Linked DNA regions of Mus musculus: region 2 is linked to region 1. A link is a contact called in ENCODE Hi-C or POLR2A ChIA-PET data. All regions are on one chromosome and are shown on one strand. Each heading gives the region's core, a stretch centred on a gene start or an enhancer-like site at or near the end of the contact. The rest is flanking DNA. Distances are from core to core; before and after follow the strand shown. Region 1 holds the start of Rrad (Ras-related associated with diabetes). Region 2 holds the start of Exoc3l (exocyst complex component 3-like).

Region 1 (3,977 bases), core at 1,077-3,576:
ACACCTAGGCTCCTGATGATCATCGCAGGGCCTGTTGGCGTAGCCAAGGAATGCTTGGGGTCTGAGTGGCTCTGTGTGGATGGCGTTGCCTCGGCAAAGAAGATACACTGTTGCAGTCAAAAGCTCAAATTACCAGAGGGGAAAGTCAGCCCAGTTTCCCTGTGTGGCCCCTTCTGGGAAGGTCTACAGCTATCCTCTAGCTGTATTCTGCCAGGCACTCTCCTGGACACCTCAAGGTTCTTTCCAGCCACACTGTATGTGTGGCCTTGGGGTGTTTGTGTCATGAACGGCCAACTTGGGTTCCTGCTGGGAAGCAGAGGGCTGACTCTAGAAGCTTCTGACCGGTCAGGAGAAGCAGAAGCCCCTGACTCCCTCTTCCCACTGAGTCTTATCTAAGAAACAAAAGCCAGCAGGGACTTCCTAGGCCTCCATGATCCCTCCTTCATGGAACGGACACATAAGCAGGTGCCTTGGATCAGCTTTTGCTTATTTGAGGGCCTTAAGAACAAGAGAACCGCCAGACTTGGTGGCGCAAGCCTTTAATCCCAGCACTCCGGAGGCAGAGGCAGATAGATTTCTGAGTTCGAGGCCAGCCTGGTCTACAAAGTGAGTTCCAGGACAGCCAGGGCTATACAGAGAAACCCTGTCTCAAAAAACCAGAGAGAGAGAGAGAGAGAGAGAGAGAGAGAGAGAGAGAGAGAGAGAGAGAGAGAGAGAACAAGAGAACCCTGCATCATAAACCTCCTAACCTTATCCCTTAGCTGGTTTCCTCAATTCAAGGCCTTTTTAGGTGTTGCCAAGGAGACTAATGCAGTACCAGAAAGTCTGGCTCAAGTCTCCATGGCAACCTGCTACAGCCCACTAAGGTCCATCTATGTATGATGTCACCTGAGCCCCAAATGGGTGCCCTTCCACCCCCGCCACAGTCATTGCAAACGTCTAAGAGCAAGTCCCTGTCCCGAAATACGTCACAGCCAGTACACAGGCATAGACACACACACACACACACACACACACACACACACACACAGTCGTCACCCTAGAGACTAGCAAGGAAGGAACAGTTCACGATATCCAATTCAGGACTGGGTACCTGAATGCTGGGAGAGAGGCAGACAGGGGACTAGACACCCAGTCCACCCAATCACCTCTCCTTCCCTCAGATACTATCCCTGTTTTCAAACCAGTGTCTGAGAAAGGGGAGCTCTGAAGCAGTGGTGGTACTGGGTATATTTTTGCCATTTATAAAAGAGTCTGGCACACGGGGATGGATCAAAAGTGAGTCTTAAACAGAGCAGAGGCCCTGCGACCAGTTCCTGAAAGCTACCCCTCCCCCATACCCTACATTTATGCCCCTCCTCGGTGAGATGTTTACAAGCAAAAGGCCCAGTGTGGGGCTCAGGAGCAGGAAGAACTTGAAGACTATAAAGGGGTTGGCTCTTTCTGGAGTCCCCCACTGTTAGGCCGGATCTCCCCAACTCTGGGCAACCTCATGCCCAAAAACAAAGTGGCTAGGGCCAGGGTTAGATATTTTTAGCAGTTACTGGCAGCTGTTCCGCATGCTTAGAGTTAGAGTTGGGATTTGAGTTTGTGTGTTCCTTTTTCTGGCCCTGTAGTTTCTCTCCAGCAGACAAGCACCCAGCAGGCTCTATCACCCCCTGAACCTCCTAAGGGACCCCAAGAATTCATGGATGACACCAACCTTCAACCTGAAGGGCAGTCCCGTTGGGAGACTCTTTAGGTCCCAGGACAAAGACAGGAATAGAAAGGACTTAGTGTTGAAGCTAGAAATACCAGTTTAGGACCCTCTAAATTCTGGTTAGGTCCATACCTGGAGGAACGGGCTTCATAGGTTCTGAGCGTGTCCATAATACGTCTACTGACTTGGGTAATAGGCCAGGAGTGAGCAGAAGGGAAAATTCATCTTTAAAGATGGAGTGGTAGTTCACTCCACTTTACCCACTACTGGCAGCCTCTGTATCAATGCACACACACACACACACACACACACACACACACACACACACTGGTGCACCCTCCTCAACGCACACTCCCCATCCCTCCCCTCCAACACCCCTCTAAACTACCCCCCATCCCGCGCGAGCCTCCTTCCAGCTACCTGCCCCGCCCCTGGCGGGTTTGCGGTCCTAGAAGGGAGGTGGGGGATTCCCGAGGGCGAGTGGATGCGTCAGCCTTTGCAGCAGCCCGGGAGGACAGGGGCGGGGGCGGGGGCGGGGGCGGGGGCGGGGGCGGGAGCGGGGGTAGGGGTAAGGGCGGAAGTCTGACTGGTAGAGGTTTAAATAGGAGGCCCTAGAACAGCGACCCAGCGCCAGCTGAGGGGCTGAGAAAGCAGCAGAGGAGAAAAAGACTGCAGTCGTGACAGCGACAAGGGTCTGAGTCTGAACAGGGGTCTACGAGTGGGTTCTATCAGATCCCCCAGTGGTCTGTGTCGCAGCGCTGATCAAGTCCTGATAACATCTGTGTGAGAGTTGGTGAGTGTCCTGACTAAGCGGGGTGGACAACACCATCTGGGGCTGAATGTGGATGCAGGTCCAGCTGGGTTACTGGTTAAGACGTAGAGACCTCCTGGTTGGCAGTAGGTTCCTTCATCCTGAGCATCTTTCTTGACTCCAGAGTCCTACCTGCTCCCGCGATAGAGCTGCCATCCCAATTCTTCGTTCCCCAGACGGCGTCCAACACGATGACCCTGAATGGTGGCAGCGGAGCAAGCGGGAGCCGTGGTGCGGGCCGGGAGCGCGACCGCCGTCGAGGCAGCACCCCATGGGGCCCGGCACCCCCACTGCACCGCAGGAGCATGCCGGTGGACGAGCGAGACCTTCAGGCGGCGCTAGCCCCGGGCTCCCTGGCAACGACTGCCGCTGGAACTCGGACACAGGGCCAGAGGCTGGACTGGCCCGAAGGCTCCTCCGACTCGCTCAGTTCTGGAGGCAGTGGGTCAGAGGAGGGCGTTTACAAGGTGCTGCTGCTCGGGGCGCCTGGTGTGGGCAAAAGCGCTCTGGCGCGCATCTTTGGTGGTATAGAAGACGGACCTGAAGCAGAAGCAGCAGGTGAGAGAGCTGAGCTGTTTAGATAAAGACAGTTGGGGGGCGGTGGAGCTGGACTAAAAGTGGCAAATACTATGAAATTTCAAGGCGTTTTCGAAATTATGTTATTTCCGCGTCCAAGATGGAGAAACTGAAGGAGACTTACTCCCTACTCACTCCACCCCCTCCACCTCTCTCCTACCCACGTACCAGTCGTTGATAGGAAAAAAGTGTCCAGAATAGAAGAGTAGAGTGCTAGATATGATTTTTTTCCTGTGGCTCGTAGCAGCACTTTCCTGCCTACCGGGGCTGGCAGGAACAAATTCTGAGGACATTTCTGGGAGAGGAAAGTTAGGTGGCCAAAGTCTCCAGGGTTTGTGACAGCCACTATACTAACTTCACCCAATATGACCACACCCACCCTTGACCCAGGCAGCAGGATCCCTAGACACCCAGTACTTCTCTAGTTTGGGGACAAAGAGATGGAGGTCGTGTCCTCCAGTCCCTGACTCCCGGGCTTGTCATATTGTTTGGGCATAGCAACCATCTGCTAACAGAGGAGAATTATCAGAGGACTGGGAGAAGCAGCAGGAGGCGTGGTCAGGAGAAGAAGGCAGACACTGGGAACGTTGACAGCCGACTGATAACTGGCTTCTTGGCTTCCTTTCTAGGGCACACATATGACCGTTCTATCACTGTGGATGGAGAAGAAGCGTCACTATTGGTCTATGACATTTGGGAACAGGTAGGACGCAGGCCGGGTCACAGGACACAAGAGGAAGCAAAGCTGGAGAAGGGTCTTGCTGGTAATTACAGGGTTGTGTGTGTGTTTGTGTCCCCTCCAGGATGGGGGCTGCTGGCTGCCTGGCCACTGCATGGCCATGGGGGATGCATACGTCATCGTGTACTCCATCACGGACAAGGGCAGCTTTG
Region 2 (4,176 bases), core at 951-3,450, 660 kb before region 1:
CGTTTCTGGCGCACAGCAAGAGTGTCGGCTGCCTGGCAGGTAGAACAGAATGGAGAATGGAGCCCCACTCTTAAAAAGTGTGCACCCTGAGATGTTTAGTCTGGAATGGGAGGTAGTCTTATGTCCCAACCCTGGCGTTCCTTCCAATCACTCCGCGAGTGTGTCGGGAAGAGTCTTGGCTTAGCTGTGTTCTGATGCTCGGCTCCCTGTCCTAGTCGCCAAGGGCCACGAGGGCCTGCACCTGCAGCCGGGACCCAGACAGAGCTGAGGCTTAATGGCTTCGGTGAATGGAAACAACCTCCCGCCTCTCTCATCAGGGTGAGAAAGCACACGGATGGCGGCCGGAGGACTCAGTGGGGCCGCCCCGCTGGCTTCCCGCTCCCGGTCCAGGCCTGGTGCCCCCATCTCCCCAGTCGCCCCCTCGGCCCGGAGCGCACCAGCTTGAGGTCAAGCACGCCGTCCTTGGCTTCCTGCAAGAGCGACACGAACTTGGTGGTGAGAAGTCCCAGACTCTTCTCGTGCCGGCTTGGAGTCCCCGGGGGCGGCGGCGCCTGTGGCCCGGCCTCCGCCATCGCGCCCGCCCGCCGCCTCCCCTCAGCCAGGCCAGGCGAGGCCGGCGGCGGCGCCACTTCCGCTTCCGTTCCTAGTCGCCGGGCCACCGGAGCTATCAAGGCTGCTTCCGCTTCCGTCTCGCGCCTTCCCAGGGTATCTGGTGCAACTCCCGTCTGCTGATCCGGACGCAAAACTCCGGGGGACCGTCGGCAAATGTATCATTAGCAAAGGAAACCAAAACAACTCCTTAGGGCAGCTAGGAAACCTGAAAAAATTGTATGGTAGGAAATGGAAGAAGTTAGTGAGCAGTACCGGCAGTTGAGAAGCGAGAACCACCCGACTCTTCCTTGCTAAGCTGCTTCTAGACTACTAACTGCCTGAACATTCCATCCAGGGAAGGGAAGCCATAAGCCACAAGCTTAGCCTATTTGCTTAAAACTTATTCTAAAGGCTTCCCTGATGTTCAGAGATAATTCCTGCTGTTCCTGTTACTTCCTGCCAAAACAGCAAGCACTAACAATAAATAGCTTGCATACTTCTATCTCTTATTTCGTTCCAGCATCATTTTTCGCTGGCCTCCATGCTACATACAGTTCACAGTGGCCAGGAGTCTTATTTCCAACCACTACTTAGTCCATGCAAAGGTGTTTGCCTGCGTGTGAATATAAGCAAAGCCTTTAAGGCATTTTCTGACACATGGGAAGAACTGTGTGTTTGCAAGTCTCATTTATTTTTGCAGTTTTTAAAGGTTTATATTATTATTATCATCATCATCATTATTATTATTGTGTGTGTATGTGTTTATGTTTGTCCACATGTGTGCAGGTGCTCAAGGAGGTTTAGAAGAGGGTGTCAGATCTCTGGGAGCTAGAGTTAACAGGCAGTTATTATTAGCTGCCGTGTAGGTGCTGGGAACTGAAGCCCTGTCCTCTGCAAGAGGAGCAAGTGCTCTGAGCCTCTGAGCCATCTTACCAGCTTGCAAGTCTTATTTATTTTTAACAGTGTTATCACTTATGGTTATGTCTTTATGACGGTCAGTCCCTCTAGGACACAAATTGCCTTCCCCAAATTGATTGATGATTCACACTTGTGAGAAAGCAGACTTCGGAAGCTCTAGTTATAATGGAGCCTGAAGTTGGGGTAGTCTTCCTGAGGTCTTAGCTGTCAACCCTTCTGACAGTAGGAAGTGAGGGTCTATTATGATGGGTGGATTTGGGTGGTGCTCCATTATATCTAGTGTCCTCCCTAGCTCCCCATCACTTACAGGAACAATGTAGCTTTTTGGATCCCTAACTGCCATCTCTCACTATTCTTTTGCCTCACCACATGTGATCTTTCCCCTACCAAGGCATATACCATCTGTGGTTCTCAGACTCGACTGCGGTTTGCTGAGGCTCTACCACATAGGGGGTCATCCTTCAAACCAGCTTGAGGCCAAATCAGCTTTAAATATGCATATGTGTTTCCGGAGTATTTAGAAGTCTAAGGTGGGCTGATCAAGACTTGGTGCTCACCGGGGGAGTCCACAGCTGCCCCCACCCAACAGGAAATGGCGCCCAGCGCTCCCCACCTCAATGCAGATGCTTTTCCTGTTGGGAATAAAGTGCCAGAGACTCAACTTCCTTCCTTTCTGCTTTGAAGGAGGGGCCTTGGGGGAGAAGTAGGGGTTTCTGGGCCGTGAAGTGGGAGAGAGGCTTCCTTGGGGAGAGGAATTTGGCTGCTGGTGCCAAAGGAGCTGGAGTCCCTCCGGTCCCGTGAGCAGTGAGGGTGTGCCCAGCTCTGCAGGAGCGAGAAGGCTACTCTCAAGGCCAAGGCCACTTGCAGAGGAGGGAGAACTGGACACCGGTCAGATCTGGTAAGTTCTGTACCAAACTATCCTGGGCGTTACAGAGCAGGAAAGGGGACTTACAGTTTTGCCTATTTGCATAGTCCAAGCCAGAGGACTGAGGCCTCCCAGGTATCCCCTTCTTACTTCCTGAAGGGGGTAGGCAAGGACCCTGCTCCTCTTTCTCAGCGGAGCCCAAGGAACATCCGCTCTGCCTGATCTCCTCCAGGCACTCGCTCCCACTCCTACCACATCGGCAGCAGCTCTAGGCAAACTATGGACAGCAAGATACAGCCCACACTTCGTCCTGGTATGAGCCTCGTTGGCTGGGCTTGGGGAAGGATGATGTCAAGACAAATGGGAATTAGTGGGGTTGGGTTTTCCCGTCAGGTCTAGCTAGAGCTCTATAGGATTGCCAAGAGTGGGGCTGTCCCGAGGAAACAGAAGAGCAGCAGGTGCGTTAGCCACAGGCCCTCCCTGACTGACACAACCAACCCCAGGATCTTCCTGCCCAAGGCCTGAGTGGCCAGAGCAGGAGAGGGCCGAACAGCTGGCTCGGGGTGCAGCACTCAAGTGGGCTTCAGGCATCTTCTACCGGCCAGAGCAGCTGACCAGGCTGGGCCAGTACCGAAGCCGTGAAATACAGCGTAACTATTCCCTGGAAGCAAGAATTAAGGTGGGTGAGGAGCAGGAGTGTTAGACTGGGCTGGAGGGCTGGCCAGGCCTTAGGAGCGGCTACCTCTCTCCACAGTCAGTGGTGCAGTCCTACCTGGAAGGTGTGCAGACTGGTGTGTGGCAGCTGACCCGAGCCCTCGAGGCTGTGCAGGGAACTCGTGAAGCTTTGAGCCAGGCCCATCACTTACTAAAGGGTTTGTCTCGGACCTCACAAACCCTGGAACCCCTGAGGGAATGTGTTGTCCAGCACAAACAACTTCAGATCCTGACTCGGTTGTTGCCAAGGCTACAAGCAGGTGAGTGGGGGCGGGGAAAGCGGAGGTGGAGAGCCCTGGACTTTAGCTTCTAAGAATCCACAAATCCCATTCTGATCAGCAGCTGGGGCACTAGGAAAGGGATTACATGGAGAGAGACACCAGGGACATCCCAGAGAATAATCCCAGCTTCAAAGAGTGTGAGAAATAGGCGCAGTCGCCTCATCCTGGGCTTCTCAGGCTTGGGATGTTAAAGTCAGCACGGGAATTCCATGAAGTGGCTATAGCCACAGTAGTTTACTTACTGAAAGAACGTTGGCTGTAGCTCTGGTAGAGCATGTGTTTAGTATGTGCAAGGCCCTAAATTCAATCTCAGGCATCACCCCAAATAACACATATATACAAAGTACAATACATACCTGCATCCATACATATATACATCAATGTACACACACATACATAACAATACATATGTAGTTATGTTTGTAAGTATTTCATAACAAGATTGGCAAATAGCAACCAGCATGGCCTTCCATTTATTTTGTCTGCCTGTAACATTTTTTTAAGATTTATTTATTTTTTATTTATACGAGCACACTGCAGCTGTCTTCAGATACACTAGAAAAGTGCATCGGATCCCATTACAGATGGCTGTGAGCCATCATGTGGTTGCTAGGGATTGAACTCAGGACCTCTGGCAGAACAGTCAGTGCTCTTAACGACGGGGCCATCTCTCCAGCCCTGTAACATTGTTTTTAAAGATTACTGTAAGTGAGTGTTTGAGTGCCTGGTACATGCAGGGGTCAGAAGAGGACTATGATGGCCTGGAACTAGAGTTACAATTGTGAGCTGCCACATGGGTGTTGGGAA

Evidence for each region. A loop is a pair of places that touch in the nucleus more often than their neighbours do. ChIA-PET counts read pairs that join two places held with the same protein, here RNA polymerase II (POLR2A).
Region 2: a map of Patski shows a loop between it and region 1 (2.7-fold over the local background). The contact joins the promoter of Exoc3l here to the promoter of Rrad in region 1. A Hi-C loop is called at or near these places in 3 of 37 maps with a recorded cell type or tissue (Patski and left cerebral cortex). POLR2A ChIA-PET finds 5 or more read pairs at or near these places in 2 of 5 experiments (Patski and embryonic stem cell).

Annotation. Positions count from the first base shown.
Region 1 is chr8:104,629,638-104,633,614 of GRCm38, reverse strand. It overlaps Rrad (Ras-related associated with diabetes), which reads left to right and starts at 2,326. Exons shown (of 5, transcript NM_019662.3): 1 at 2,326-2,492; 2 at 2,635-3,068; 3 at 3,716-3,789; 4 at 3,890-3,977. The coding sequence starts at 2,702. It overlaps Gm51588 (a long non-coding RNA gene), which reads right to left. Exons shown (of 2, transcript XR_003947593.1): 2 at 3,426-3,977. It overlaps Gm33023 (a long non-coding RNA gene), which reads right to left and starts at 2,213. Exons shown (of 3, transcript XR_879143.3): 1 at 2,120-2,213.
Region 2 is chr8:105,294,137-105,298,312 of GRCm38, reverse strand. Exoc3l (exocyst complex component 3-like) reads left to right here and starts at 2,200. Exons shown (of 14, transcript NM_177788.5): 1 at 2,200-2,407; 2 at 2,607-2,687; 3 at 2,878-3,053; 4 at 3,129-3,348. The coding sequence starts at 2,654. It overlaps E2f4 (E2F transcription factor 4), which reads right to left and starts at 650. Exons shown (of 10, transcript NM_148952.1): 1 at 438-650; 2 at 1-32. The coding sequence starts at 572.